3 separate regions of the Mus musculus genome follow, and regions 1 and 3 are each linked to region 2. Evidence: chromatin loops called from intact Hi-C (ENCODE). Cell type or tissue: gastrocnemius. All regions are shown on one strand. Links, peaks and the distances in the headings refer to the core of each region. The heading gives the core; the rest is flanking DNA.

Region 1 (11,037 bases), core at 1,396-9,395, 51 kb after region 2:
ATCAATGGGCCTCTCTTTCCACTGATGGCCGACTAGGCCATCTTCTGATTCATATGCAGTTAGAGACACGAGCTCCGGGGTACTGGTTAGTTCATATTGTTGTTCCACCTATAGGGTTGCAGATCCCCCCAGCTCCTTGGGTACTTTCTCTAGCTCCTCCATTGGGGGCCTTGTGATCCATCCAATAGCTGACTGTGAGCTTCCACTTCTGTGTTAATTGCACAGACTCTTGAGCTCTGTGAAGGATGACCAGTATACACAGCTCTCCCCACCACTACCATCATCGGGACCATGAGGCTGTGTTTACTGTGACCATGATCAGTACTAATACCAGTTACATCGGAAACCCCTGAGTGATCTGGGCTTGGACAGAATCAAAATCCAGCGTGAAATCCTCGAGCCTAAGCAAACGACAAGTCAACGCAAAGACCTTCACACTAGGTTTAGCAATTGCATTACTACAGGTTATCACTTTTTAAAATGAATCCTGGACCTTGAAGTGTCATTTTCACCCCATTTAAAAGATTTAGAAATCTCAAGTGTCCTGGCCTCCCTGACCTGCTCCCATTACAGACCATCATTCTGGGCCTCTCTGCTCACAGAGGAAAGGGTCCATCTGGTCTAGGTTTTCCCAGGCCCTCACATCTTGGTAAAAATGAACCATTGTCTTTTAATTAAATCTTTTCTTATGCTTGTTGAGAAATCCAGAGTTAAGTCTTTGCTGTTAGGAGAGCTGGGTCACTGCTGAGTCATTTGCAGGGCAACTACAGAACCTAGAAACAGATTCCTCCTCCTCCTCCTCCTGCTCCTCCTCCTGCTCCTCCTCCTCCTCCTCCTCCTCCTCCTCCTCCTTCTCCTCCTCCTCCTCCTCCTCCTCCTCCTCCTCCTCCTGCTAACTAAGGCTAAAGAATATGTGCTTAACAGCTTTGATTATCTGTGCTCCATAAATGCCTTCCTCTGATCTCCCAACATTTGACAAGAATCTCAATTCAGGGATTAAATACTTTTTCTACAGCACTGTTTCCTCTAGAGTAACTCGCCTTACACATATAGTGTTGACCTAAAGTGCAGGACGTTCTCCAGTCAGGGATCATTCAGCTTTAACAGGGAACCATGCATTTTGGAATAGACTTCAGATGCATCTCTACACTCAAGGCCCCCAGTGTCTGCAGAGCACTGTCTGCTCCCTTTCTGCCCATGGCCTGACTCTTATGCTTTTCAGTGAAGATAGTTTTCTGTTTGTCATTTGTTTTTCTTTCTAAATTAATGTGAATTTGCAGTTTGTTCTCTGTTGGATGAGATTCCTGTCCCCAATCCTCTGATAACCCCTATTTGAGTGTCTCAGGCAGCTCCCCAAATGACAGGGAAACTGCCTCCCCCACCTGGCTCTCTTCCCTTCTGCTAGCAGCTGATTGCTTTTACTGGAATCAATACTCCAATTAATGGCATCCCTGTTGACCCAGTACTCAAGCCAGGAATCTCTGCCCTGGCCTGGCTTCTCCCCGTTCAGTCCATACCAGATTCTGGATTTAAGATTATGCAAAAGTTTCAGGATATTGGTGCTTAGAGGGTCACATAATTGCTGTTACTAGTATTCATTGTGTCTTTCTGACCTTCCTTTTCTCTGCTGCCGCTGGTCAGTGCTTTGTTCCTGGCCTTCACACATGCACATGTGCACATCTGTGCAGATCAGGTCTGAAATCAACTTCTGTAGCTTCTTTCAGAGTGGCTCTCCCTGACTGAGGACCCTGCTCACGATTCCCACACCTCTGTGCCTTTGTCACCTCAACTGACCCAGACACCTGGCTGTGCGGCCCTGTGGCCCAGTCCTGGGTACCCCTCCAGCATGCTTTACCCTGCTCCATGGGGCTGGATTTCCTTGGTTTAGTTTTTTCAAGGCAGGGTTTCTCTGTGTATCCTGGCTGACCTAGAACTCCCTCTGTAGACTAGGCTGACCTCAAACTCAGAAATCTGCCTGCCTCAGCCTTCGGGTGCTGGGATTAAAGGGGTGAGCCACCATCGCCCAGTTCCAGGGCTGGATTTCTTGAAGTGTTCTAGAATGTCATGTCTCTTAAGACAAACATGCGCAAGCAAGACTCAGTGCACACAGTTCTCATTTCTGAGAATGTTCTGCCCACCACCACCACCATTTCTTCTCAATTCTGAAGCATCCTTCAAGACCCACCTCATTCTCCATCTCCTCTGAGAAGCTCTCCTTGATCCTCTAGGTACCACAGGATCCAGACAGTTCATTAGCTGCATCTCAGACCACACTGTGTTCTTGTTAGCCACCTGTATATAGCCTTCCTATGGATGCTGAGCTGCAAGGCAAGATTCTAATCCTATCTTTGTACCTACAACATCTAGTTACTGTCTGGACCATTCAGGTTTCTATGGATGAAGCATCTCCAACACGAATAAAGAGAAGGCATACATGAGAAGAAATTGACCTCAAGCTGTTCTTTTCCTCTGACCTCCCACAAGCTCCTTCTCAACGATGTAGCTTTGTTTTCTCCTTTTGATTTTCATATCCGTGTTTGAAGGAAGTACCACCAAAACGTATCCAAGGCCTTTCACTCCTCTGCTGATATCAGAGCTAAAGTATTGGCTACATTCTTCCTAAACTTGAAATCCGGTACTGTTTTCTCATGGGAAAAGAAGGCTCAGCCTGTGTCTCTAGCACCCTGTTGATGATGGTGGCCTATTCTGTGATGTTTAATTTGGGAGCAAACCCATTTGCAGGCTTCCATTGTGCCTGTGCTTGAGATATGTGTCCCATGTGTTCAGTGTTTCCTGTTCCCCGGCTCTGAGAAGACAGAAATTACTTCCCAGGGAGGCGTGGGCTCTAAGTTCAAAACAACACTGCATTTCATGAGGAGCCACAGTTAACACAGTGGTGAGCTGCTTAGTTGGGGATCGAGTTTTAATTCATTCCAATTGTAGGCAAGAGCCTAGATGCCCTGAAGTGGCCTTACAGTCAAAGGTTACTGCAGGGCACCGCAGAACGTCCCACAACTGTTCCCACTGCTTTGCTGTGCAGCGCTGGCCAGGTGAAGGCAGCGTGAGGAAATGACTGCTCTCTCCAGCTTCTCTCTGAAGCTTGGCACTTTGGCTCAGAAACTTGAGGCTAATATCAGCATGCACTGTTAGCTTTACTTTTGAGAGCAGTTCATTTGAATAGCAACCTGCCTGTGTCTTGAAAAGCATCCAAAAGCAGCAAGGAAGGTTCGGCCAGGAATCTGAAACAGTAAATTAGCTAGCTCTGAGCTAGCAGTCAACAGAATACTTTGCAGTCGGTCTCATTAATTTTTTATTTTTGCCTCTCTTTTCCCATATTATATTCTAAATCATAAGAAAATATGTCTGTTCACTTCAGATAGTTGGGATTTTTTTTTTAAGTTTCTTGGTTCACACATTACCCAGAGAATACCACTATTGCCAAGCAGCTAATAGTCTCCTGACAGTTTCCCCTAAGCCCTTACAGACTTTGAATACTGCTGCGGGGAGGGGGGGGACGGGGGGGGGGGACGGGGGGGGGGGACGGGGGGGGGGGGACGGGGCTTTATAACATAGGAGAATCGCAGAGCAGCTCCCTAGATACTCAGAAGGCAGAGTCGCAGTAGTCAAAGCTTCCTCACTCTGCCTGCACCCGTCCTGCACTCTTCCAAATTTCCTCTTTTAGAGACATCAGCTACTACTCTTTAAGGAGAAAAGAGAAAATGCAGTGCTCGAGGCCACTGGGAAGCTGTTACTCGCTGTAGAGACATGCACTACATGTCACTGTTGCAGGGAGCACGTATGGTCTTCCACTCGGGGCGCATTGGACTGGAAAGGACGTGTAAAGCTCAGGTCTGGGTGCTATTGGTTTTCCTCTTACATCAGTGTTTCCCTGGAGCACAGATTTATTTATTCATAAAGCTGAGATGATGTCAGACAGGAGTTACGGCAATGTCAATTCATGCTGCAGCCTGCATAGGAAGAACTTTTATAAGATTCAAAATCAATGTGCTGATGCCGGCTCTGGAGGCATGTGCCACTACACTTCTGTGTGTGAGGGGACAGCACGTAATTAAACTCCGCTCCTGCTTTCTGAACTACTTTGCATATGACTGCAATATAGCTGAAATATGACTGAAGCCTGCCTTTGCCAGATAGACAGATTAGCACCCCAAGCTGGCCAGGAGCAGCACCAGCCCTGATCCTTTACTGACACTAAGTCTGTCAGCTCACATGCCTGTGGCATGTAAGTGTGCCTCTCAGTGCAGATGACAAGCGTGGTCATGACATACTTTACGTATTGGTTGGCTTGTTAAAATACATACAGGGTGTCTGTGTGACTAAACCGTATACATCTTACAGAACTGTGGTGGTTTGAATGGGATGCCCCTCATAGTCTCAGGCATTTGAATGTGTGGTTCAGTTGCTGACACTGTCTGGGGAAGCCTGGCGGGTGTGGCCTTGCTCCACTTTGCTCCCTCTGTCTCCGGGCTATGGTTTGAGATGTGAGCCCTCAGCTTCTGCTCCAGGCAGTAAACTGCTGCTGGCTGCCATGCCTTCCCATCCAGTGATGGTGACTGACTCCTACTTCCTGACCCCTTCCTTCTGTAAGCCCCGAATAAAGCCTTTTTTTGATAGGTTGTCTTAGTTATGGGGTTTTGTCATAGCAATACAAAAGTAGTAAGACATTAATGCTACAAGTGTTTACCCCTTGCTTGTAAAGAGGGTTTGGGGAGCCAGGCTTCCCTCCTCATTCCTGTTTGTTCCTTGGCGTGTGATCTAAGAAGTCTTGCTCACATGCGTGCTACGATGTGTTACCTTGCCACAGGCTCAAAGCGACTGGGTTACTTGGTCATGAGCTGCACTTCCAACAATATGAGCTAAAATTATCCTTTCCTCTTTAACAATTAATTTTATGAGTTTGTTGTTGTTGTTGTTGTTGTGGCAATGAAAAACTAACATAGTGGTCAGAGGTAGCTTTTAGAGTTATCTGAGCAAGACTGGCAACTAGCTGTGGATCAGTTTGTGTCTTCCAAAATAGTCTATGGAATCCTAAATCTCTGTTGCCATAGTGATAGTAAGGAGGGTCCTTGGAAGGCAACTAAGTAATGAGGAGGGAAGCTGTCATTGTAGGTTTAGTGATGACGACAAAAAGAACTGTTTACTGGAACCCAAACATGCTGGCACCCTGGTCCATCCTGATCATGGATTTCAGCTCCTAAAGCTACAAGAAGCAATACACTGTTTAGACATTGTACCGATAAGTCTTGATACTGTAGTAGCAGCCAAGGTGATTAGGAAGCGCTCGATGTGTACCTACAAAGCATGAACACACATCTGCCTGTGGAGTCGTAGGCAGATTGGAAGCATGAAGCTAGCATCTTTAAGTCTTAGACTATCTGGTACTATCATATACATCAAAAGCTTAATAAAAACCTGTTAACTGGGGAAAAAAAAAACATGTTTACCCTTTGTGGATAAAAGTATCTAACAAATGGAAATTTGCTATTTAATATTTGGCTTTTGAATTTATTTTTAAAACTACATGTCAAATTTTCCCTAAACTGGTTGTTTTTCTATTGGCTGAAAAGCTCATCTAGTGACAGTATCAGGACATAGAATTCTAGGGACACAGGTGACGTCTGGCCTTATCTGCTTCTTGCCCTGTGTGACCTAAGGCAAGCGCCTGGATTCTCTGGGACGAAGGTTCCTGATTTAAAACCCAGTAAGCAGCAGCCTGTAAACTGGCAAGCACTCACATCTTGGTTTCCACAGTCTTTCACACATCTAGCTCATCTCTCCACTTCAACGTAGCTCATTGGTGTTTAAAGAGGAAATGAATGAGACAGAAGGGGTAGAGAGATGAGAATTATTCCCTCTGGAAGAATTCAGTTTGTTCCAATTTCAACGATCTGGAAACTCAGCTTCTAGCAGCCCCATCTCCCTTAGAAACTGTACCAGGAAGACACCCGGTGGGGTGGAGACTATGAACCTTACACCCTGTGCTGACAGCATCCAGATGTCCTTGGCCTAGGGCTCAAACCCTTTGCCTGAGGTTAGGGTGGTCTGAGTTACTGTTCCCTTGAATCTCAGTTCATGACGGTAGCTGGTCTCTGCCTTAGCTTGAGCCTCACTCAGCCTTGGACACTGTGTAAATTGCACATATTGCAGATGTTTCTAGGTCCACCCAAGCTAATGCAGGACAGAGCTTTATCCTGGCTTCCCTGGCTGGGGACTCCATGGTTCTAGGCACTGTGCATTCTGCTGCTAGTCAGCAGCTACTTTCTGTTTTGCTGGCATGGGAACCCCTGGAGGTCAGTGTGCCCCAGAAAGCTTCCAGCTCCAAGAAAAAGGCTTTGGACAAGAGCCTCATTACCCATCCTTGAGGTACTACAGTGGTGCTGGCTCGACAGGCCAGCTGGACGCATGCCTTGTTCTGCTGACAGACAGAGAGCCTGAGGGCTTCCTGTCCTGGTACTATTGATATACTCCTGTGAGAAACTTTACCCTCTTCTCACTGCCTAGCTCCAACACAGTGGCCTGAGTCTGATCTTGTTCTGTCTGGGAATATAATTACCACATTGTCTGCTAATGGCTGTATTTTACATAATAATGAATCCAACTTCTTCTACCAAATCTACTTCATTTATGCAAAATAGATATAATTTGGAATGTGTATGAATCATGCTATTCTTTTGGGGATCAGAGAAGCTGTTGGAGAGTCTGTAAAATACAATTTTCTGGGCTCTCTTAAGGTTAACAAAAGAAAATGTTGGTTTTGTGTTTACCAGAGACAGTGTTTATTGCCTTTGGATCTTGTGGTCTTTGTGACTCCCACTTTGAAGGAGAAAGATGGTCTCTGCCTACCTTTTACCTCTGCAGTAATGCCCTTGATACACCAGTGATCTGGAAGCACTAGGAGGCTTGCTCACTGATTTCCAGTAGTATAGAATAGCTACTCCAAATCAAACCTGACTATTAACAAGGAAAAGGAAGAAAATTAAATTAGCAGAGAGATACAGCAAAGTCCTTTGAAAGTGCGTGACATGTCTTTATATGTGATCCCCATGAGAAACTAATTTTATCCTGGAAAGAAAACATTTGTCTCCTGAAAGATGACAAAATACTTTGCTTTATTAAAGACAATGGATTATTGGTCATAAATGGAAAACTGGGAATTCTTGTTTATTTAATTTTGTCATCAACTTGTGGTTCATTGTCAAAAAAATAAAAATAAGAGTAACCTGCAAGACTACCATCCCTGCCTGGTGTGCAGTTTGGTTTTCGGGTATAGTTAATTGTACATATTAATTTAAATGTCAGGCATATGAATGATAGCTGAACATTGTAGAAGTTCTTGATCTTGGGGCTTTTAGTGATCGTTGTCTTCTATGTGAACTTGAAGCACAGATGCCTATATCCTTGAAAACACACATCTAAAAGGCCATACTCGGGGTACGCTCCCCTGGAGAGCAATAGAAAGGAACTTTTCGATCATACACGGGTCTTCTTTTTTTATAGATTTTTTTTAATATAGTATATTCCGTTTACAGTCTCTCTTCCCCAGATCCTACTTACCCCTCTCCCCAAATCTGCATTTTTTCTTTCTCTCTCTAATTGGAATAGAAACACACACCCAAAAAAGTAATAAAATAAAATAAAAACAAACCAAAATCGGACAAATTAAATGGGTGAAAAAGAAGAGCCAAAGAAGAAGCCTAAGAAACACATTTAGATGGGGACACATATCCACACACAGATGGGAGCACATATCCACACACAAATGGGAGCACATATCCACACACAGATGGGAGCACATATCCACACACAGATGGGAACACATATCCACACACAGATGGGAACACATATCCACACACAGATGGGAGCACATATCCACACACAGATGGGAGCACATATCCACACACAGATGGGAACACATATCCACACACAGATGGGAGCACATATCCACACACAGATGGGAGCACATATCCACACACAGATGGGAGCACATATCCACACACAGATGGGAGCACATATCCACACACAGATGGGAGCACATATCCACACACAGATGGGAACACATATCCACACACAGATGGGAGCACATATCCACACACAGATGGGAGCACAAAGCCACACACAGATGGGAGCACATATCCACACACAGATGGGAGCACATATCCACACACAGATGGGAACACATATCCACACACAGATGGGAGCACATATCCACACACAGATGGGAGCACATATCCACACACAGATGGGAGCACATATCCACACACAGATGGGAACACATATCCACACACAGATGGGAGCACATATCCACACACAGATGGGAGCACATATCCACACACAGATGGGAACACATATCCACACACAGATGGGAGCACATATCCACACACAGATGGGAGCACATATCCACACACAGATGGGAGCACATATCCACACACAGATGGGAGCACATATCCACACACAGATGGGAGCACATATCCACACACAGATGGGAACACATATCCACACACAGATGGGAGCACATATCCACACACAGATGGGAGCACAAAGCCACACACAGATGGGAGCACATATCCACACACAGATGGGAGCACATATCCACACACAGATGGGAACACATATCCACACACAGATGGGAGCACATATCCACACACAGATGGGAGCACATATCCACACACAGATGGGAGCACATATCCACACACAGATGGGAACACATATCCACACACAGATGGGAGCACATATCCACACACAGATGGGAGCACATATCCACACACAGATGGGAACACATATCCACACACAGATGGGAGCACATATCCACACACAGATGGGAGCACATATCCACACACACAAATGGGAACATATATCCACACACAGAAAACCCATTAAAACAAATTGGAAACCATGAACTATAAGGAAAATATCTGTAGAGGGGGAAAAAACATTGTTAAACAAAAACAAAAAACCAAAAAAACCCAAACCCTCCAAAAGTACCATTGGCCATCATCTAATGCTGATCGTGGGACCTGTCCTTAAGTGTGGTTTGTATATCCAGCGAGACTCCACTGGAGAAAACAAATTTTGCTTTCTAAGGAGTTACCAATTCAAGATTAGGAGCTCTTTTCAACTTCCCCTCTCAGTAATGAGACTCAGTCTCTGTTAGAGCTATGCAAGCTCTGTGTGTACTGCCACCGTCTCTGTGAGGTCATGTGTCACAAAATCTTAAGCCAGGACCTAATGCCAATTATCTAGCACAGAAACAAACATTTGCTCATTTGAAACTAATAATCTACTAATCTGTATTCTTTTCAAAAGCAAGAGCTCAAAACAGTGTGTGCATGTGTGCACATGCATTTGTGTGTGTGTGTGTGTGTGTGTGTGTGTGTGTGTGCGCGCACATGCATTTGAAGGCCAGAGTTTATAAGAAACCTTCCTCCAATGCTCTCGACCTTATGTTTTGAGAACGGGTTTCTCACTGCCACCGTAAGCTTCAGCCCGGACTCTGACCTTTAAAGCCACACGAATGTGTTGAAGGCCTAGTTGCCAAGCTTGACTTTGCTTTGGAAGGCAGTGGACTAAGGATGATGGTAGCTTCAGACCATTTTCTGAAGAACGGGGTGCACAAAGCAAGTTTTACATATAATTGTAGGTGCTTTGTGGCTCCTCCTGGGCCTGGCCATTTATATAGGACCCATCCTATATAGGGCCCAATCTATATAGGACCCTGTCTCCTATCTTCCAACCAGTAGCTAGACTTAATTTTTGTGCTGAAAAATCTTCATGCTGCAACATCTGACATTAGTATAGCACTCATAGATTGTATACCACACTGCAGTATTCTCAGCCAGCCAGAAGGACTTATCAAGTCCTCTCACCATGGTGCTGACAGTTACAGAGGAAACAGCCATCGAGTTTAGGGAAATACTCATGGACAAAAGAAGATTTTTACACATACTGTTTGCCCTTTAAAAACTTTGTTTTCTTGAGCTGTAATGCCCTTGGTGGCTTAAGACACAAATATTTAATCCATTTTCTGAGTATAGCTAATTCATGCTAGCATTTGGATTCTTTTAGAAGAATGAGACCCTGGCTTTAGTTCCATTTAGCAGTGACTGATGGATTTAAATAATAGGTGTATTTCATGTGATTGTTAAACTTTTCAACCCTGGTGAGAGCATTGCTTTTACTTCAACTTAGATCCTTTATTCTTCTGTAGTCAATGATTGTCTTGTGTGTTCTTCCACATGGAAAGTAAAAAAGTAAAAATGTCCAGTCCCAGCAGCCAAGTGGGAGTTCTCTCACAGAAGGAGCAGTAGAAGTGAATATTGTTGACAGTAAATGTGGAGCAAAAAAATATGTGAGAAGTGGGGCTGTGGAACCAGAAAGGCCGAGACAAGCTCTGCACGGGAGGGGTGGCTCACCCTGGACCTCAGTGCATACATAGCACTCCCTTACAGCGATAACAACAGAAGTGCCTTTGCAGAGCCTCGCTTCTTTGCAGAGTTCTTTTTATTTTCTGAATTCTGCCACAACTAAATGCTTGTTAAAACATAACTTACCACAGTCCCCAAACCTAGCCAGAGCACACAGAGAGGAGCCCAGAGCTGGCCAGCATGTGGACAGCCACTGCTTTCTCCTTTCTTTCTTCTTCAGGGGAAAGGCAGCCTAGAAGAAACCAGTGGCGTTAGTCTGGGCCCTTTTAAAGCTCTGTTGCAAATCCAGCAGGGAGGATGTCTTGGACAAGACCAGCCCATTTTTCCAGATGCTGTAACAGAGCCACACACAGCAGTGAAAGCTGCTTTTCTCGAATCTAGCATATTTGGGGTGTGAGTGTGACATTTGGGGTGTGAGAGTGGTCGCTAGTGAGAGGTTTAGGACCAATTGGCCAGGCTATAAGATGTCCACTCCACCGACTAGCCGTGTCACTTGACCATGCTTCTTAGCACCCTCTGTGTCTCTGCATCCTAGTTCATAAAAGGAAGAGATAATAATAGCACCTACTTATGAGGCTTGCTGTTAATATATTCT
Region 2 (11,037 bases), core at 2,070-10,069:
GCTTCCCACATATATAGAGTTTTCTAGCAAGCTTTCCACTGAGCTGTATCTGATTGCTTTGCTTCCAATTCTGTCTCAGCCTCTCCCATAACCCTGAGTTCTGCCAATTCCCTCATCTGAGTTGTCTCTGTATGGTAAGCAAGCCTGGAGATTCTTATGTCCAAGAAACCATTTGAGTGAAAAGGATCAAGAATGTAATTAATAAGGGTGAAGAACTTTCCAACCAAGATTCCTTAGCTCAGTGATCGTCCTGTGATTCTTAGCAGAAATAGTTTAATTTAAAGGAAGGGATAGGAAATTTATTCTAGACAGAGCTCCTTGAAAGGAGAAAGAATAGATTGCTAGTGTCTGTAATTGAAAATTTCATGAGTGACATTTTTAGGGTCATTGGATGAAGAAATTCTCAAAGAGCAAGCTGTGCTGGCCCATGAAGAATACAAGTCAGAGAGAGAGAGAGAGAGAGAGAGAGAGAGAGAGAAAATATATCTGTTATTTTTACCACAGAACAACAGCACCTAACAAGAAATAAATTCAAAATGCAGACATAGTCAATATTAAGATTCAATCAATGCTAGGACAATATTACATGTTTCATCTTTTAAACATCAATAACAGTGGCTCGGAATGGCAGTGGGACATACTAATTAATTTTTTATAAAATTGAGCCATAGATTACTTGAAGTCAATAAATGCTACACAGATAACTATTTTCGATGGAGTTGCTGGAGCCGTGGAAGCCTAGAAGAGCTGTGATGGTTAACTTCTTTGTCAGCTTACAGGATTGAGAATCGCCCAAGAGAAACCTCTCTACTGGGATCTACGACAAGCTTCTACAGAGCTTAAACCAAGGACAAAAGAACTACCCTGCGGCAAGTGGCTCCAGGTTAGAGTCCCAGAGTAAATATAAATGGAAAAAGAAAAGAAACAAGAGGGGGGGGGGGAGAAAAGAAAGCTGAATACCAGAACACATCTCTCCTGTTTTCTGTCTCTGAGTGCAACATGATCAGCTAGCTGTCTTATGCCCTCTGCACCATGAGAGATCGTACCCTCAAACAACGATTTCCTAAGTTGCTTTTGTCTGTTATTTTATTATAGCAACAAGAAAAGTATCAAACACCAGTTCTTTATTTAAAAGTCCCGATGTAATTTATTCTACTAGCTTTTTTTTAAATTAAGATACTCTTACAAAACAAACAAACAAACAAACTGTACCAGGGGCTGGAGAGACGGCTTCATGGATGAGAGTATATACTACTTTTTCAAAGGACCCAGGTTCAATTCCCAGCACCCACATCCAGCAACTCACAACTGCCTGTGTTGCCAGTTCTAGGGATCTAGTGCTCTCTTTAGGGCATCTGAGACAGCTACACGTGCACACATGTCACACAGCACACCCACATATAAAGGAATAAGTAAGTCATTAGAAAATACTCAACCAAATTTACTATGATGGAGCAGATCCCTCATTTTAAATGAATTCGTTTTTGTGAACTCATTCGTTTCTAATTTATAATCAAAAGAGACTATATATACAGTTGAGAGAGGTTAACCTCTGTAGAATAATATATAAATACACACTTGCTTCCAAAACTTCACACACAGGGAGTGCTATCTATGCATTAACTAATAAAGATCGTCTTTGAAACACGTGTGAGTTCTCATTGGATGATTGCAGATCCTGATCTGAGCAATTTGGAAATGGAAATGAATCTCTAGTGTGTCGTTTGGTAAAGGGAGCTTGGGAAAGAGACTGAATCAGTGATTTCTCCTCGTTCACTCTTCCTGTGTGAAATGAGGATGGTAATTGCACTTGTCCCCAGAGAGTGTGAATGTTGCCCTTCTAAATCCCTGGCAATCTTGTGTAGGTAACTGCAGGATTCTGATGCTCTGGAAACCACTTTGTGCAGCCCTAATTCAAGAAGCTGCAAAGTGGGATGGAGACAAGAGACATACTTCTTCCTTAGAAAAAATGAAAGCCTTCCTAACTCAAAAAGTTCGCAATGTGTTTTTCTTCGTTAGGGTTTTACTGCTGTGACCAAGGCACCTTTTATAAGGACAACATTTAATTGGGGCTGACTCATGGGTTCAGAGGTTCAGTCCATTATCATCAAGGTGGGAACATGGCAGCATCCAGGCAGGCATGGCGCTGGAGGAGCTGAGAGTTCTACATCTTCATATGAAGGCTGCTAGCAGAATATTGGCTTCCAGGAAGTTAGAAGTAAGGTATTAAAGCCCACAACCACAGTGACACACCTATTCCAGCAAGGCCACACCTCCTAATAATGCCACCAACCTGGGCAGAGCATATTCAAACAATCACAGTCTCTCAAACTATGTGGAAAATATTGCAGAGTTTTCTTTATAAGATTCCAGTCATTTCCTGTTACCTGAAGCTTGCTCACACCGGAGCCAGAGCATGGCGTACCTGCTCAGTGGGCGTTCTCTTCTTGGTGCTTATTCTTTGACTTGATTGCTGTGTGTGTGACATATGTGCATATACATGATCATGTGTGTGCATGAGCACACATGGAGAGCCCAGAGTTTGATAGTGGGTGCTTTCCTCAATTGCTCTGCACCTCATTTTTGAGTCAGGATCTTTCACTGAACCTGGATGTCCCTGATTGAGCCTGGTCCCCAAGTCCCACTGATCGCTCCATCTCCACACCCCCAGATCTGAAATAGCAGATGTGGCTTCAACATCTGGCTTTGTAAGTGGTCCCTTTCTAGGGATCCCAATCCAGGTCCTCTTGTGTGTGCAGCAAGCACTGCATCAACTAAGCCCCACAGAATGCATTTTTTTAAGAGCAAAAAATAGATACAATAACTTCCTATATCTAATTTAGAAGATCATTGTGGGATTCAATGAGGTAAGTCATTGTGGTGGTTAATCTTGTCAGCTTTACAGGACTTGGTGTGTCTTAGGGAAAGGTGTTCCCAGAGAGGCTTATCTGAGGAGGGGAGGCTCTTGCTGCCCTTGGGCAGTGCCATAGCATGGACTGGGATATTGGAATAAAAAGGACTAAACACCTCTCATCCATCCCGACTGTCAATGCCGTGTGACCGACTTCCTCACGCTGCTGCCTTCTGCGCCATGGTAGACTGGACCCTCAAAGCATGGCTCGAACCAAAGCCTTCATTCCCTGAGTCGCTGCTGTTGCCAAACATTTTGTCACAGCAATGAGAAAAGTCACTAGTACAGCCTGGTGGTGAAATCCAGACCTTTATAAGTTCTCAAACCAACGAACCTCTCACCGTCCTCTAAATCCAGCCAAGTTGGATCCTGCATCCTTATTCTCAAAGTACCTTTCCAAGCTGAAGACTGAGTTTAATATCTCCTACACATCCTCCTCTGCAACGTATTAACATTCCTTTCTCCTTTACTCAACTCCCTATTCCCACCCCTTTGCTCCTAATGAGCCGTTTTTATCCAGCCAACTTCACACTACCTGAGTGAATGTGTGTATGTTTAATATCACTCGTGCCTGTTCTTCCCCATTAGAGAAAACAAATGAACTTGTCAGACAAATAACTGTTTGGTTTAGAGTTCAGTGGACTTGGCTCAGAAGTCCTGAGTGTCACATCTGGACTGGTTATTTGTTTCCACACTGTCTATCCCCATTTCCGGGTTGCTTGTTTAATAAGTTAAAATTCAAGGCCAACAAAACCCTTGTCAGATTTATCTGCAGCTTGTTCCAGGCAATATTCGAGTCCTCCCCACCCCACCCCACTCCCCCACACAATCTCCCCTCCCACTCCCTCCCCCAGTGCCCAGTGGGTGAACCCGAACCATAGTGGATACGCCTTGGAAATTCCAAGTTAAAAGCATTTTCACCTGATTCTCAGGCAGACCCACACGCCAGTAGCTGCTCTGGGGTCTCTGTCCTCGTAAGTGGCAAGGAAGAACAGGGTGTGGGAGGCTTGCAGCCCTGGAATAGTCTTGGACCCTATTGGAATAGGGATTCCCCATCCTCCAGACCTTCTGAATGTGCGTAGGCAAGTGTTGTATTACCATACAACCAGCACATTCTCTTGGGGAGCTTTGGGCAAGGCTATTTACAACCTACATACCTGGGCCCCACCTCTCAGAGTCTCCTGTGTTTACTTTGGAGTCCAGCCAGGACAAAGGGCTCCTACAAGCTCCTCAAGTTCTTACTCTGCATCAGATCAAAGTGAAAGGTGTCCTGCAAATTGCAGTCCTTGAAGGTTAAGCAACCATCTGGGTTAAACTTGACCTTTGCAGGCTGTCCTGGGACCCTAAGGCAGTTCCCCATAGACTGCTTCTTAAGGGACAATGGGCTAAGGAGACAACCTCAGTCACAGAGTTTTTGGTCACCAGCCCTGATTTTGCGAAGCTCCAGCTCCTTGCCCTGCAGCTGGCAGCCACATTAGCCTCGCAGCAACCCCCCCCCCGACCCCGCCCCACCCTTCTCGCTCCGCCCAACCCCGCCCGTTGGCACCGCCCCCGTGACGTGCCGCAGCAGTCGCGAACATGCGCACTGAGTCCCGCGCGCTGCTCCGCCTCGGCGCTGTCATTCTCCGCGGCGCGGCGGCCAGTGCGGACTGCGGTTCCCGCCCGGCGCGCGGGTGCTGTGACTGCTCCTCCGGGGCGGACTGGTGACTCTGCAGCGCTCTGGAGCCTCTCGTGCGGGGACTCCGTGGTGTCGCATTCCCTCAGAGAGGGAGACACGCACCCGGAGCTCCGAGCACAGCTCTCAAGGGCTGGCGGCCACGACGGCGTTTGCTCGGGTTCCCGGTGCAGTCCGAGTCTCTGCGGCCGCCCGGTGCGCCCGGGAGAGCGCACCTCCCCCGGCACGGCAGAACCGAGGCGACGAGGATCAGGAGGGTCCTGCGCCCGCTACCACTGCCCACCGCGGGCCAGCCCGGCTGCGAGCAGCGGAGTTGCAGCGCTTTTTAGAGCTCTGGAGCCCCAGAAGACCTCTGCGAACCAGTAAGTTGACTGTAGTTTCTGAAGTTTCGGGCAGCGTGGGAAGGACAGGTTCGTTTTATTCCTGTGGTTCCAGGCCGAGGTTTTACCTCCCGTTAGCGGGGCTGCGGCTGGAGGAAGGCGTACTGGACTGTAAAGGATGGGGCATGGCATTCGAAGACTCAAGGCTGGAGTCTAGGGCTGGCTCCTGCCTCTCCCGAATGTGCCAGCTGGAAATGTGCTAGGGGAGACAGGTGCTCCGAGGGCATTTGGCCCGCCGCTAAATTGCACATTCTGAGCTCCTTGATTTTGCGCCGCGTGGGGTCAGGGACGTCAGCCACCTCCATCCTAGGAAGCTCTGCCTACATCCCCTCCATCCCCTCGGAGGACTGGCACAGAGATGAGAAGCTGAGACATTGCTGCTCGGGCCTGCAGGCTTTCTGCACATCCCACTTCACTCTTCCCTTAGGCAGAAGTTGCCAACCTCCCATAATTGGAGCCTAGCCCTTTAGGGAAAAACAACTTATGTGTCAAATGAGTGTTTTGTGCTCCAAGGCATAGAAAATGAGAAAAGTGCTCTATGCGTTTTAATTCATATGCTTTAAGAATGTGGGCAAGTCTCAAAGAAACAGGATTCCGAGGATGGCTGAGTTGTCCTGCATCTCTTATGTAAGCCTCCTGGCTGGGTACCTTTGCATCTGCAGGGGCTGCATCTGGGCCTCTACTCACTCCATTTTTTTTTTCAAGTCCAGCTTGAGCCGTATTTAATAAAAACGTTGACATGATATAGTGGTTCGTAGTCAGAAACAGGGCAGTCTTTAAATTAGACTGTCTTCTCCTAATAGGGAGCATGGGAGGAAGAACTTGGTGTATTTTTTTCAAGGCAGTTCAAGGAATTAGATACATAAATCATGCTTTAAAATACCATACATTGTACAGAGAGCATGCACAGAACCCTCTTTAGAACACATCCCCTTTTGTTTTAGTAAAAGTGGAGATTTGCTCATACCAGACAATTGTTGAGTCTGAAAGTGAAGTGCACTGATGGCCTTAATTATCTTAATAAACAAAGAGCATGATTTATAGGTAGCTACAGTGGCCTACTTTGAAGGGTAGAAATCTTTAACCTTTCATTCTCAGCTGCCCCTAGAGATTCCTTTTAAGCAGAGCAATGGATTAATGCCATTGATGTTTAATACTTGAGTTGATTAAATTTGTAAAAGGAATTCTTTGAAATACCATACAGCCCTGCTGTGTGACTGATAGGCAGTGACTGTTATAAAGAAAGATAATATTTAGAGTACCAGCTTTGCATTAACCAAACAGCTCATATTGCAGCTGCCCTGTGATACACATGTATCCATAGATGGAAAGAAATATGCACACAGAAAAATATATACATGCATATGGATTTGAAATAAAAACTCAGGGATGTGAGTCAATGTGAGATTTATTTAGGTGACCTTTAGAAAGAGGCATGTATGGGTTAGAGTGCTTCAGTGGATATAACAAGATGAACTAACTAGTTATAGGCACCTGGTTTAAGCATAGTTATTATTTTAAGGATTCTAAGAAAAAAGAAAGATTATTTTAACGTTGAAAAGCTAGTTATCACATTGTAGTTTATAGGAGCATTGAGTGCTGACCCCTAGAAGAAATTTTGTCCAAGTGTGGGCTTTCAAGAGACCAGGCTGTTGGCACTATTGCTGGCTTTGAATCTGAGCAATACCGGAATTCTGTGCCCGGCGTCTCCATCTGTAAAATAGGTGGGTGTAATTGCAGTACCTTCCTGGTTGGGTTGTGCGAGGCTTAAGTGGAATCCTGATGAGAAGGTATTGAGCTGGTGTCAAGTATCGTAGGCTGACTTTGGGGAAAAAGTTTCATGCTGTGAAAGGAAATTTGTCTTGGGATAAGCTGTAGACATTAAACAGCTGTTGCTGGAGGTCAGTAGAAGCAGTGCACATGTGTAATAGGAGAGAGGATATAAACACCCTGGCCACATGTTAATATTGGATTTACTGTCTCCAGCAGTGCCTCCCTGAAGGCCTTCTATGGAGATGGCTTTGTCTTGATGTTAGAGAGGAAGAAACTGAGGCCGAGAGAGATCAAGTAGTAGAAATTAGAGCTGGCATCTTAAACATGCCTGTTGGAATCTTGTTCTTTGACCCTGCTGCCTCAACTTGCAAGCAATGTGGGTGGGTTATCCTTTCTCCACGGGAAGTTTATGTTTAAAGTTTCAAGTATGCAAAGTGCTAAATAGCACTCCTTCTTCGAGACTGGAAGCTATTATCATCAACTTCTCTGTTATTAAATGCCAGGCCCTGGTTGCAAACCCCGTTTAGTGCTATTGTGAGAAAGATAACAGGGTGTTTTGCCTTCAGCTGAAACTGGATTCTGTTACTTCTTTCTTCCCTGTTTATACATTCGTAGAACCAAAGAGAAAAGTTGGGTAACTTGATACTTTGTATTGGTGGTTGATGCTCGCTATTCTGCCTCCCTGCAGCCTGTGTCTTTGCTGTCTGTGGTCCACATGGACACAAGCAGCAATAATCAGCCAGCATTGTCTCTGAGCATAGCCCAGTGTCCAAGGAAGAACTCCACTCAGGCAGAGAGATGGGGCCTTGTGCTTATCTTGAACTCAGTGTTCTGAAGTGGAAATCATTTATCCATCACATCTATGGGCACACTTCCTTTAGTCTTAGGTTTAAAGCCATAGGAAGCAGTTGTTGGCGGATTCCATACGAGCTATTTTGGTTTAAAATCTCCATGGACTGTTGAGTTTCTCTTCTGAGTTCTAGGGTGTGGGGTGATTGAGTGGCCATGGTACTTTGGGCTTTCTTAGGTATTCTGGTCTTTATCTTTTAGATACTGAAATCAATTGCTATAGAAAGCTCCTAGGCAGCTGACTCACCCCAGGTGAGTGAATGTTTACTGAAACCCTCCTAGCTGATATCCTTACCACTAAAAGTACTCTAAGATGGATGCTCACTGCTACCTGGCTGATGCTCTGGATCTCTCTCCCCTCCTAACCCCCCCCCTCTCTGTGTGTGTGTGTGTGTGTGTGTATGTGTGTGTGTGTATGTATGTATGTGCGTGCCATGTATCTGTCTCTCCAAAGCTGCTCAACAGTGAGTTTCCAGTAGTGAGCTTCTGAGAGCCTTTGGAGGCACAACGCCACAACTGCAGTATGCCAAAAAGAACTCCTGCCACCAACCGAGTTCTCTCTACTGATATTTCATCCTTCCTTTTCAAACAATACATACACACTTTGCCTCAGTAGCTAGATTCCAGCTGTTCCCTGTTCTGGATTTTCTGATCAAATGTCTCCCTGGAACATGGCTATAACTAGAGCTAACCCTGTGAAAATAATTTCCATATGGATGTTTTATTTCCTATTTGTGTTGTTATAGTGGATTTTCTGTTGTCACTTTTAAATCTACAAGAAATCCTTCCCCCCCTCAAAACACACACATCCGTTTTCTTTTGCTCTCAGAAGACTGATGTACAACTACAGACATCCTACCCTTCATTCACCCAATCTTATATGATTTCTGAAGCTAAGCAGGCTTGGGCCTGCTTAGTCCATGGATGGGAGACGGCTCAGGCATATAGTCTGCACATTAATTGTAATATGGATATAAGTGAGTAAAGACCATTTACTCTTCCTTAATCGCATTACTCCTGTGGATTTTTCACTTTTATCTGAGGAGCTGGGACTTGATTTTGATCCTACCTCATTCAGTGTATGGGCTGACTTGGAAGTTACACACTTAAGTTATACAGACAAGGTCAGGATGCTGCAGAGTTCAGGGGCTTGGGGTAGATTTGAGAGAAGACAGCCTTGAGCATGATTTATCTGACCACTTTTCTAGTCGCTACTGGTCATGCTTTCTGATAAGAGCTCTTATCGTAATATTCAGCTGGGAGTGAGCGCTCACTGTGTGTTGGCTGTTTATGGCAACATTATGTACAGTGTTTCCCTCCACCCTGACACCAGCCTTTTGGGAAGTTCCTATACTGTAGTGCTTTTGCAAACGTAGAAACGGACCTAGAAAGGAAATGCATCCAAGATTACATGAGTAAGTTTTGCAAGAAAAAGTAGAGCTCAGAACATTTTGATATTCCTTACAGAATATCCTCCTGCCTCTGGTTTTTCAGCTATTGTAGTAAGTTCTATAGTAGAGATGGACAGTCTCAGGCTCTGCAAACTTTCCCGTCCACAGCGTGGATTGGCTAAATAAGAAGTACCAGCTCTGTGTTTTTGTCAAGGTAGAAGCTTAAGCTTAATTTATGTTAGAAATCAAAAACCACATATCACTTTGTGAGAAAGAAGGAGCGAAAGCCACGTGTTACTCTGTAAGTAAGAAGTTTGAGTGCTTCCGGTAGGGTGGCAAGGCAAACTTGCTTCCGTTGTGCTTTGAGTCTGAGGTTTGCGTCATTGTCCTCGAACAAAGGAGAAGTAGAAAGGCCTAAGATTTTTCTCAAATGATTTTTTAAAGTTTATTTAAATCTAAAAATGTCAGAGTTACAACAGCAGTAGTAGTTATTTGTGGTATGACTGTGTGTGTGTGTGTGTGTGTGTGTGTGTGTTTTAAAGGAAATGCACCCACATATCTAACAAGTAGGGATCAGAACAAACACATTGACTCCATGCAAGCTCCCATGTCTGTGGTGTAGCCTTCCTGACTCCAGTCCGGATAAAAAGCAGAGACTCTAAAGCCATACTGTTAGATTCTCAAACCCTTCTGTGAGATAATACCTCTGCAGGGAAAGGGGGAGGGGTAGGGGAGGGGGAAAGCAGAGAGACAGACTCACTGCCTGGAGACTAAGCCCTCTGCCTGCCGCTGAGCTATATCTTCAGCCCCATTTCCCCTCTGGATTTTACATTGGAACCACCATCATTTCGGGTGTAATTGAAAAGTTAGTCAGTCATCGTAACATTCAGGCATAGACTGGATAGCGCCTCTGTTCCTATACTAGACTGTAAGACTGGATAAGTGTTAAACCAGCAAGTGATTAAAAACTTATTTTAAAACTCTGCTTTCTCCTTTCTAAATATAGACTGCCAGGGGACAGGAAACTCGACCTGACCGTGGCCTTTATTAAAACACAGAGCATTTGAGTCCCTGTGCACTTTATGGAATGGACTTTAAAGTTGCTGGCAACCTTTCGTAAGCCTCCAGCTGGCCCAACGAAATATATCATATCCACTCTTTATCTGCAAGCTTCCCCTGTCTTCCTCAAAGGACCAAAGGTGTGAGTGTGTCAGCTCTTGTCACCTGTCCTCCTGCATAGCCGCCCTGCGTGCTCAGGCTTCTCTGAATGTAGTCCTCGTGCATCTGGTCTCCTGTATTTCTGACTGTCTGTCACTGTTGGCTGCTTCGCCCACCCCAGTCCTTTACCCTGACGTGTACCCGTGCCTCGCCGTCCCATCTGTGTGGGGTGGGAAACGATCCTGAAGCAGCACAAGCTGTAAGTCAGGGCAGGAAAGCTGCACAGCGCAGCGCAGTGACTTACTGTTAAAGAGAGGGCCAGTTACTACCACAGCCTCTGTCCTCAGCACCTGACAACCGTACTGAGTAGCCTTATTATTTCATATGTGACATCTAAAAAGAGCTGTGTCCCTCTAATTCACACTTAACCAGCCGCCAGCAGCTTGGCTGTGCATGCATCAAGTTTGGTGAAAGTGATTGATTTGGATTTTTCAGATATGTATTTTAGGAGATAAGCTGTTAGGGATAAGCCGCTCCATACAATTGTCAAAGAAAAGACTCAATAAAAATAAATGAAAAATACAGGAATTAAAAAAAAAAAGAAAGAATGTGGCTTTCCTTCAGGGGCTGGTACTTGGTCTGGGTCCATGTTCGGGGTTGGGGCAGATGGAGGTCATTGCTGAGCTGGGTAGTGGACTGTAAGACAGCAGCTCCGTGAGCTGGGTAGTGGACTGCAAGACACTTTGTGAAGTGTCTTGGTGGCCAGACTTGGTCCTGGGGTGAGTGAGTTCTGGGGCTGGATTCAGGGCCTCTCGAATCTGAGGCGCCTGAGCTCTATCCCAGGGTTCTGCTGGCTTTTTATTTTGAGACCTATTTGCTTGGGCTGGCCTTGAATTCAGT
Region 3 (11,037 bases), core at 1,953-9,952, 120 kb before region 2:
TCTCCCAGCCAAAAAAAGCCGAGGACCAGACGGGTTTAGTGCAGAGTTCTATCAGACCTTCAAAGAAGATCTAATTCCAGTTCTGCACAAACTTTTTCACAAGATAGAAGTAGAAGGTACTCTACCCAACTCATTTTATGAAGCCACTATTACTCTGATACCTAAACCACAGAAAGATCCAACAAAGATAGAGAACTTCAGACCAATTTCTCTTATGAATATCGATGCAAAAATCCTCAATAAAATTCTCACTAACCGAATCCAAGAACACATTAAAGCAATCATCCATCCTGACCAAGTAGGTTTTATTCCAGGGATGCAGGGATGGTTTAATATACGAAAATCCATCAATGTAATCCACTATATAAACAAACTCAAAGACAAAAACCACATGATCATCTCGTTAGATGCAGAAAAAGCATTTGACAAGATCCAACACCCATTCATGATAAAAGTTCTGGAAAGATCAGGAATTCAAGGCCCATACCTAAACATGATAAAAGCAATCTACAGCAAACCAGTAGCCAACATCAAAGTAAATGGAGAGAAGCTGGAAGCAATCCCACTAAAATCAGGGACTAGACAAGGCTGCCCACTTTCTCCCTACCTTTTCAACATAGTACTTGAAGTATTAGCCAGAGCAATTCGACAACAAAAGGAGATCAAGGGGATACAAATTGGAAAGGAGGAAGTCAAAATATCACTTTTTGCAGATGATATGATAGTATATATAAGTGACCCTAAAAATTCCACCAGAGAACTCCTAAACCTGATAAACAGCTTCGGTGAAGTAGCTGGATATAAAATTAACTCAAACAAGTCAATGGCCTTTCTCTACACAAAGAATAAACAGGCTGAGAAAGAAATTAGGGAAACAACACCCTTCTCAATAGTCACAAATAATATAAAATATCTCGGCATGACTCTAACTAAGGAAGTGAAAGATCTGTATGATAAAAACTTCAAGTGGCTATCTTGCCAAAAGCAATCTACAGATTCAATGCAATCCCCATCAAAATTCCAACTCAATTCTTCAACGAATTAGAAGGAGCAATTTGCAAATTCATCTGGAATAACAAAAAACCTAGGATAGCAAAAACTCTTCTCAAGGATAAAAGAACCTCTGGTGGAATCACCATGCCTGACCTAAAGCTTTACTACAGAGCAATTGTGGTAAAAACTGCATGGTACTGGTATAGAGACAGACAAGTAGACCAATGGAATAGAATTGAAGACCCAGAAATGAACCCACACACCTATGGTCACTTGATCTTCGACAAGGGAGCTAAAACCATCCAGTGGAAGAAAGACAGCATTTTCAACAATTGGTGCTGGCACAACTGGTTGTTATCATGTAGAAGAATGCGAATCGATCCATACTTATCTCCTTGTACTAAGGTCAAATCTAAATGGATCAAAGAACTTCACATAAAACCAGAGACACTGAAACTTATAGAGGAGAAAGTGGGGAAAAGCCTTGAAGATATGGGCACAGGGGAAAAATTCCTGAACAGAACAGCAATGGCTTGTGCTGTAAGATCGAGAATTGACAAATGGGACATAATGAAACTCCAAAGTTTCTGCAAGGCAAAAGACACCGTCAATAAGACAAAGAGACCACCAACAGATTGGGAAAGGATCTTTACCTATCCTAAATCAGATAGGGGACTAATATCCAACATATATAAAGAACTCAAGAAGGTGGACTTCAGAAAATCAAATAACCCCATTAAAAAATGGGGCTCAGAACTGAACAAAGAATTCTCAACTGAGGAATACCGAATGGCAGAGAAGCACCTGAAAAAATGTTGAACTGAACAAAGAATTCCCACCTGAGGAATACCGAATGGCAGAGAAGCACCTGAAAAAATGTTCAACATCCTTAATCATCAGGGAAATGCAAATCAAAACAACCCTGAGATTCCACCTCACACCATGTCTAAGATCAAAAATTCAGGTGACAGCAGATGCTGGCGAGGATGTGGAGAAAGAGGAACACTCCTCCATTGTTGGTGGGATTGCAGGCATGTACAACCACTCTGGAAGTCCGTCTGGCGGTTCCTCAGAAAATTGGACATAGTACTACCGGAGGATCCAGCAATACCTCTCCTGGGCATATATCCAGAAGATGCCCCAACTGGTAAGAAGGACACATGCTCCACTATGTTCATAGCAGCCTTATTTATAATAGCCAGAAGCTGGAAAGAACCCAGATGCCCCTCAACAGAGGAATGGATACAGAAAATGTGGTACATCTACACAATGGAGTACTACTCAGCTATTAAAAAGAATGAATTTATGAAATTCCTAGCCAAATGGATGGACCTGGAGGGCATCATCCTGAGTGAGGTAACACATTCACAAAGGAACTCACACAATATGTACTCACTGATAAGTGGATATTAGCCCAAAACCTAGGATACCCAAGATATAAGATACAATTTCCTAAACACATGAAACTCAAGAAAAATGAAGACTGAAGTGTGGACACTATGCCCCTCCTTAGAAGTGGGAACAAAACACCCTTGGAAGGAGTTACAGAGACAAAGTTTGGAGCTGAGATGAAAGGATGGACCATGTAGAGACTGCCATATCCAGGGATCCACCCCATAATCAGCATTCAAACGCTGACACCATTGCATACACTAGCAAGATTTTATCGAAAGGACCCAGATGTAGCTGTCTCTTGTGAGACTATGCCGGGGCCTAGCAAACACAGAAGTAGATGCTCACAGTCAGCTAATGGATGGATCACAGGGCTCCCAATGGAGGAGCTAGAGAAAGTACCCAAGAAGCTAAAGGGATCTGCAACCCTATAGGTGGAACAACATTATGAACTAACCAGTACCCCGGAGCTCTTGACTCTAGCTGCATATATATCAAAAGATGGCCTAGTCGGCCATCACTGGAAAGAGAGGCCCATTGGACACGCAAACTTTATATGCCCCAGAACAGGGGAACGCCAGGGCCAAAAAGGGGGAGTGGGCGGGTAGGGGAGTGGGGGTGGGTGGGTATGGGGGACTTTTGGTATAGCATTGGAAATGTAAATGAGCTAAATACCTAATAAAAAATGGAAAAAAAAAAGAATGGATGCTGTAGGCAGTTGTGATACACATCTGTAATCCTGGCACTCAGAGGTGGAGGCAGGGGCATTGTTTTGAGCTCCAGGCCAGCCTAGGCTGTAAAGGGAAACTTTGTCTCAAAAAAAAAAAGAAAGAAAAAAGAAAGAAAGAAAGAAAGAAAGAAAGAAAGAAAGAAAGAAAGAAAGAAAGAAAGAAAGAAAGAGAGGGGGGCAGGGAGGGAGGGAGGGAGGTAGAGAGAGAGAGAGAGAGAGAGAGAGAGAGAGAGAGAGAGAGAGAGAGAAAGAAAGAAAGAAAGAAAGAAAGAAAGAAAGAAAGAAAGAAAGAAAGGAGAGATAAGTATCTTGTTATTCTCAGAGTAAATATCCATCAAGATATGTAAGATTTAAAAATTTAATGTATAAGTGAATAAATTCACGACCATAGAAATTATTGTTTCTGGAGAAAGATATAAAGTTAGATAGAACATATCGACTATGAGTAATTTCACTTTAAAACGAGATGATTTGCAGCACAGACCAGACTGGGTGGCGCATTGGCCTCATCGCCAGGCCCTTCTTCATAGCTACGGGATCTTCTGGGCCAAGTTCACAAAGGCGACCTAGAGCCACTGAAAGCCGAAAGCCATTCTCTTATGACCATTCAGATGGCAAGACACTGTGTTTATTATACCATTCCCCATATAAAACATAGCGTTGGGTCATTCTGATGAGGTGGCAAGAGATGTTGTACCCTGGGTTGGAAAGCAGGTATTTCTAGCTGAAAGAAAGGCTCATGGCCAAAGATGTGCTCTGTGGATATATAATCATGCCACCGCACTCAGCAAAGTCTGAGTAGTGGTGCAATGGGGGAAATTTTAGCAATACTTCAGATGTAGAGGAACTGGGGATAAAACTTATGTAATCCCTGTAGCCCCAAACACCTAGACAACAAAAGACAAGTGTGGGGGTACAGGGCTGCTCAGAAGCAGCTATTGTGAGCATGCAAGTCCAGCGAGGCTTAAAAATATGTCAAACTTCAATATCACTTGAGAAGGGGAAGTGGCTTCTTTATGTTTTAGTAATCTTTAGGTGTTTCTTAATGACTATTATTATTATTATTATTATTATTATTATTATTATTATTATAGCATTACTTTTAGGTATCAAATCTACCAATTCAACCTACCAGGCCAGTTTAGTCTGGCCTTCTCATGATGCACTGTGGCAGGATGGTTGCAAATGCAAGGCCTGGTTCAGCTACATGTGAGGTCCTGTCTCTAAAATCATTTTTCCCTCTCAGCTTTGATGAGACCTGTGTTGTGTGAAGTCTTTGTGTCAGGCATTGTGATGATAGAGTATATGAGGGTAACACTCAATGTCTCATGACAGGCATTTCACACTCCGGGTCTGCATCAGCCTGCATCCCACCCAATCCTCACCGACAGCCTGACCATGTCAAATGCTCTAACACACAGCACAGAAAAGGACTATGCAGGATTGAAGTCTGCTTGACAGCACTGGAGAAGTGTGTACAGGAAGCCGACACCTAGCTGGATATAAAGACTGAGGTTCTGTAAGTGGGAGAAAGAAGGCGCACACTAGCATGCACATATCGAGTGTTCTGCTGGGATGGAGTCGCTCTCTATGAGGTGGGGAACAGCTTGGCTTGAGGCAAGTGTCACGGAGATCATGCATGTGTTGGCGCTGTGCATAGAGAGCCTAAATAAACTTGATTTTCATCCAAGCATTCAGTATTATAGACATCATTTATTAAAAATCATTCATATTTTCATAACTTGATTTCTCATGCCTCAGCCAAAGACGTGCATTTTGAGAATAAAAATTATAAATATAATCACATCACTGTCAGGAAATCTGCTAAGTGTTTCCCATGTGTGAAGCACAGGTGCCTCATGAGAACCATGCAATAGCTCCTTATCGTCATTATACAGTTCAGCTAGCCGACATGGAGCAATATTCTATAGCTTCTCCAAAGTCACATGTGTGAGGAGGTGAAACAAATTCCACAATGTTAAGTGCAGACTTAATTCTCACCCTGTGGGCAGGCCAAGCCAGGGAGTGCCTCAACTACTTGTAGTTAATCAACTGTGCCACTAGATGGCAGAACCAGTCCAATTTGGAGAGCGCTCTGCCTGGGTGTGGCCGTGGCACTTAGCAATGGCTAGAAATGGCTGTCACTTTCAAGTTTAGTAGATCCGAGTCTGAAATAATATCCTTCCTAAGTAATTAAATTTTGCATAGAAATGTTTTTATTTGAAGTCAAGCCTTACACACATTCAAAGTAATTGTCCATGAAAGAAAATTGAAGGGATCCATATTTGGATCGCCATTTCGCCCTTCACAGGGAGAGTTGTAATCCTAGCGAAGAAAACAAAAGATATCTCTGGTCTCTAGTGGCCACAGCACTCTCCACTCCATCTGCTCCAGTAAATCTGGGATGGTTTGCCTTGGGGCGTGTCTTCTTGGGGGTCTTGACTTTGACCACGCCTCTTATCGTGTTGGATCTGCAGATACTGTACTTATATTAGACTAAATAGGTACAAATATCTTACAGGAAGACACACAGCTGTGCAGGGCCTGATTTTGCCCTGTTGTCTTGTGATTCAGTTCTTCAAGTGAGTTAAGGTAAATCTCACCAAACTTTGCTCTAATATCACAGATCTACATCTCATTCACAGCACTGATGCCTAAAATTTCTCTGCTAGAATTATCTTCCACCTTGCTAGCTAGTTGTTCCCATCAACCTGAACAAGCTAGTGTCGTTTTGGAAGAGGGAACCTCAACTGAGAAAATGTCCCGACCAGATTAGCCTGAGGTACGTTTTCTTGATTGATGATCGATGCGAGAGAGCCCAGCTAACTATGAGTAGTGCCAGCGCTGGCCTGGCGGTCCTGGGTGCTACAAGAAAGCAGGCTGAGCAAGTCATACGGAGCAAGCCAGTAAGCAACACCACTCCACAGTTTGTGCATCAGCTCTGGTCTCCAAGTTCCTGGCCTGACTTCCCGCAACAATGGAGTGACTTCAGAAGTAAAAGATGAAATAAATCCTTTCCAACCCAATTTATTCATGGTCATGTTCTATCACAGCAATAGAAATCCAAGCCACCCATCCTACTGAATGCCACAGATACTCTACAGGACTACTTCCAGTAGCCCTGGCTAAGACATGGCTCTAACCAAATTGCTACACAGTGGGGCCTTTGTGAAAATGGAAAGTTCACGACAGGGACACAGTGGCAACATGCATCAGGCTGAGTCACGTCGAGTTCAGGTCACAACATAGCCACAGGAACCATGAGAATCCTTGGCTAAGCGTTTCTTTTCCTCAGAAAGACTGTGACTCTGCACTCTCTCCCGCCCCAGGCCAACTCCCCAGCCTTGGTTAACAGAACAACAGCAGCAAGGACAACAACAAAAAATCCCAAGCAGAAAACAAGCTATCAGTGAATACAAAGAGGAACTTGTAATTGCAAAAAATATAAAAATGTGACATGAGAAGCATTCAGAGCCTCGTTGAATAAAGAGTAGCGTTTGTCACCCATTGTCAAGGCTCTGTCTTAAGATTTTGTTGACTGTACTCTGATGTCATGCTAATGTATGTAAAAGAATAATTGTGGTTTTGCAATGTTGCATCCTTGAGTGGCACACAGTAACAATATGTGATACTTAAGTACTAAGCCATAGCGTGGACAGCAAGGACATCAAGTGTTTTCATGAAGTAGCAGAACTGTGACCTGCTATGTTAGGTGCAGCTCGTCATGAAGACGGAGACTCAGGAAGTGGATCCCACCTTCACCTCCATCATGGTGTCTGGGCTTTTCAGAATGAGCGTACCGTGTTTTCCCAGCTACTTGCTCGTGTTCAATGAACTATTCCTATGCATTCCACGCAAAAATGTTTCTCACATATAACAGCGCAGTCAGGCATGCTGTGGTTCGGAAGCTCTTACTTGACTTGAATTTTTAGTGACCCAATGTTATGATAGATAAATGTTATTTTAGATTAAAAGATAATTAAATTTTAAGTCTCCTCTTAATCCTAAGAAATTATCATTCTTATTTTAGTAGCCCATCAGTTTATATGGCTAAGTACTTAACTATGAGTGTGTGTATACACACATCATCTCCATCTTCACATGGTTGGACTTCATTGTTTTTCTTTATGGCAGTGTGAATTATGATTGTATAGACATAGTACTTCAGCTTTTGATATTTGTATTTTAGTTTCTGGGCTTGTGTTATGCATGGTGATGCCCCAACAAAGACAAACAGAACATCAAACCGTAGCTTCTGTCAGCCATGTGATCCGAAGGGGAACAGGAACCGCGGCTGTAGTTCATTTGGTAACGTGCTCACCTTATAAACATGATGACTTGAATTTGACAGCCAGACCCCAACAGCTTTTAAAAAGCCAGATGTAGAAGAAGCCAGATGTGGAAGCACAGGTTGGTAATCCCAACACAGGGCAGGGGGACAAAGACAAACAGATTCTCTAAGCTCCTTAATCTACCAGCACTAAGGAACTAACGATTTCCAAGTCAAGTGGCAGTCCCTTGTTAGAAAGCATAGGGGGATGACATTTGGAGGCATAGCACCTGGTGTTCTCTGGCTTCCGCATACATGGGCGCACATGTACACACACACACACACACACACACACACACACACACACACACTGAGCTCCACAGTGTTGTGTTGCTAAATTGGAACATCCATCAGGTGAAAAAATAAACATAATTTTGACACACAGTATTTATAGCTTAGCAATATGTTTCTCAGGACATACTCCTCTCACACCCTGGGCAGTATCCACACATTATCTCACACAATTCTTCCCCAAGCTTATGCAGACACGGTCTGTTTTACAGACATAGACACTGGGGTGTAAGTGGTATATATCTAGTATCATATGTGTCAATGATTCCACCCCTGAAAGTTTTATTCCAGAGTTCAGAGTCTTAGCCCTCACCAACTAAACATCTTGTCTTGCAGTGAGGACAGACCAGAAGACAGTGTCTTTGTGAACAGATCATTTTACAGTGGCTATTAAAGCTATTCACAATGACAGATGCATCTTCTTTGGAGGCTATTTCTACTTATTCTTTCAACCAGTATTGGCATGCCAGGCAGTGTTCTCTGTGCTGCAAATATAATACAAAAACACACCACACACATACACACCCACACCACCGCCACTACTGCCAGAGCTTAGGTAATAGGAAGGAAGGTCATCTAAGGGTCGATGGCGAAGAAGATAGATCGGGATAGTAGAGAAGATGTGTCATCTTCCTTTCGATAGTGTAATAAATTGTCACAGCCGCATGGCTAAAAACAGAAGTATATTGTCTCAGGTGGTCATAGTACACACACCTGTGATCCCAGCACAAAAGAAACTTGGACAGGAGGCCAGCCTGAACTATTCAACAGCATCTGTCGCTGTCGCTCGGTCTCTCTGCCTCTCTCTGTCTTTCTCTGTCTCTGTCTTTCTCTGTCTCTGTCTTTCTCTGTCTCTGTCCCTCTTTGTCTTTCTCTGTCTCTGTTTCTCTCTCTCTCTCTCTCTCTCTCTCTCTCTCTCTCTCTCTCTCTCTCTCTTTTCTTCCTTCTCTTCCTCCCTCCATTTCTCATAGTTCTGGGACCAGAAGTCCAAGTTCAAAGTGTCTGAGTGGCAGTAGGCCACATCCCTGCAGGCTCTAGTGAGGAATCCTCCCTTTCCTTGTCCAGCTCTTGATGACTCCAGGAATTCTTAAATATGGCTATGTAATTCCAAATTCTGCCTGTCTCACGTGGCCCTGCCACCTGCTCCCAACGACACACACACACACACACACACACACACACACACACACACACGCACACGCACGCGCGCGCACGCGCACGCGCGTACACCCATGGGTACACACACACCTACACCTGTGATTTCTTCTGTTCTCAGGACTCTTGTAGTTGGGTTAGGGCTTGCTTTGGTCATGCAGAAGTGATGTCATCTCATAACCCTTAATCCCATGTGAAGATCTGAACAACGCCATATTTTCAGGTTCTAGGATTAGTACTTGGATACATCCTGTTGGAGCTGCATTTCAAACTGCCTCAAGAGATAAATGATTTTTAGAAGTAAGGGAAAAGGATGCTAATTAAAGACAAAAACAAAATGGAGCTGAATAAGTCCAGGCTGGGCATCATAGTTACACAATGGCATCAAGGTACTTCTAAGCTGACAGCTTAGTCCTAAAGAAAGGGACAGACAAATGTCCATCTACCAGATTATGACAAGACACGTGATGCCTCCCACAGTCTCTCTTGCCCTGTCCCACACTGCACGTTATGTCTCAGCTCCCTTCCTCTAGTCTGGTGACTGGGCTCCAGCTGGAGAGAGAGCATGAGTGCAGATTATGGCTTCTGCTCTTCCCCCACATGCCATTCATACTTCCAGCTCAGCGTGGGGGTGCCTCCACAAGCAACCTTGGTAGTTCATGCTGACTATGGAGTGGTTCTTTAGTCTCCAAAGTGACAGCATGCCCGATGGACTCCTCATAAAGCTGCTCACTGCCCAACTTACGTGAGGAAGAAATGTCCCCTGCATTGAAAGGGTCTAGCCATTTAGCAGGAGCACACAAAGTGCAGACATTAAGGCCACAGTCCACAGCCCCTGAGCATTCTCAGTGTTCGTGAGAAGCAGCAGGAAGGACAGGCAGTGTGGCTGCAATGGAATAGCAGGGACAAAAATGCTGTAAGATGAGGCCAAAGGGCTCTACTGGTAAGAACCAACCATAGTACAACAGAGCACTTCAAACTATAGCTTGGGAAGCCATGACCAGATTTACTGAGAAATGACATAACCTGAGAGGATTTCTTCGGCTTTTATAAGAAGACAGAATGTAGAACAGCAAGTTACCTTGAAGCAAGGAGAACTATCGGAAGGTGCCACAGATGACAAAACAACAGCTAATGGCAGCTCAGCTGGGGATTGACTTGACCAAGGCAGGAGAAGTGAAGGCAGGTGAGAGATGTTTTAGTGAAGAAGACATCAGAATTTCTGAGAACCCAGGTATGGGCCTGAGAAAGAGGAAGGATAGGATGACACTCACATTTGAAACTGAATCAACTGGAAGAAAAGAGTTGCCACATCGTCCCTCTCGCCGATATCTCATGTGCACCACATGTAACCACACCACAGGCTTCACAGAGACAAACAAAACTTGAGCTCAGAGTTCCTGAAGAGGAGCAGAGCTTGATAAAGGTTATATCCTCTCTTCTTGCTCTTGGAGAAGATTCTGTCCTCCCACACGGGGGGATCCTTCCCATGTGCCTAACCAATGATGCCGTGTTGAACAGCACCTTGGTTTGGATGTGGTTTCATGTTCACACTTGTGGTTTTAGTGTTTCTAGTGAACAGGCTTCTGAAAAGCAGGAACCATTCATATTTTATATCCATTTACAATTAACCCAAGTCATTAGGAATGCATTCTTTAAAGCATCCCTAATTGTTCTTCAACCTTAGTCACTGAGACCAACCAAGGTCTCTGATACAAAACCAGAGCTGGTGGATGTGATTTGTCTTACTAGCCAGCCTCCTGGGGGAGGAAGGGTCTCTGCCTCTGCCTTTTAGGGTTGGAAGTACCAGCAGGCCACCCTGCCCATCTGCCATTTACCCACTGAAACGCCTCCCTGGCCTAGGAATACACCTTTTAACAAGTGAACACAGCACTGTGTTGGTGTAGGAACAAACTGTCTTCCAGTAAGTTACCCCCCAGCAGGAGCCCAGATAACCCAAGGAGAGGGCTTCAGAGAAGTAAAACATTCAGAACTCGGGCACGGCAGCTTGAGCATGAAGAGTAGACTCTAGTGGGGCCATTGAAGAAAATCCCTTCTGGTCCTAGAAAATTAACACTTCTTGCATATAAAAATAAAGTGCAGCCAGGTGTAAGAGCTTATGTGTGTAATTCCAACACGTGGGAGG

What was found. Peaks named below come from ENCODE experiments on the same cell type or tissue, not always from the same donor. Only the 100,000 strongest peaks of a DNase experiment are listed, where the experiment ranks them.
Region 1: it touches region 2 in a loop (2.3-fold over the local background); 3 of 42 quality-filtered maps call a loop at or near these places.
Region 3: a loop joins it to region 2, with 3.0 times the contacts of the local background. A loop is called at or near these places in 17 of 42 quality-filtered maps.

Annotation. Positions count from the first base shown.
Region 1 is chr3:9,775,279-9,786,315 of GRCm38, reverse strand. The region is part of intron 2 of Pag1 (phosphoprotein associated with glycosphingolipid microdomains 1); the gene reads left to right. Among named protein-coding and RNA genes, the nearest start is that of Pag1, 53 kb to the left of the region's middle. In gastrocnemius, for the core only: no CTCF peak of the experiment used is centred there; a DNase peak (open chromatin) is centred at 6,389; H3K27ac peaks cover 998 bases.
Region 2 is chr3:9,827,122-9,838,158 of GRCm38, reverse strand. Pag1 (phosphoprotein associated with glycosphingolipid microdomains 1) reads left to right here and starts at 4,480. Exons shown (of 9, transcript NM_001195031.1): 1 at 4,480-4,948. In gastrocnemius, for the core only: no CTCF peak of the experiment used is centred there; DNase peaks (open chromatin) are centred at 4,489 and 5,201; H3K4me3 peaks cover 2,812 bases; H3K27ac peaks cover 2,942 bases.
Region 3 is chr3:9,942,014-9,953,050 of GRCm38, reverse strand. No RefSeq gene overlaps it. Among named protein-coding and RNA genes, the nearest start is that of Gm33273, 62 kb to the right of the region's middle. In gastrocnemius, for the core only: a CTCF peak has its summit at 5,171 (motif pointing right); a DNase peak (open chromatin) is centred at 5,184; H3K4me3 peaks cover 278 bases.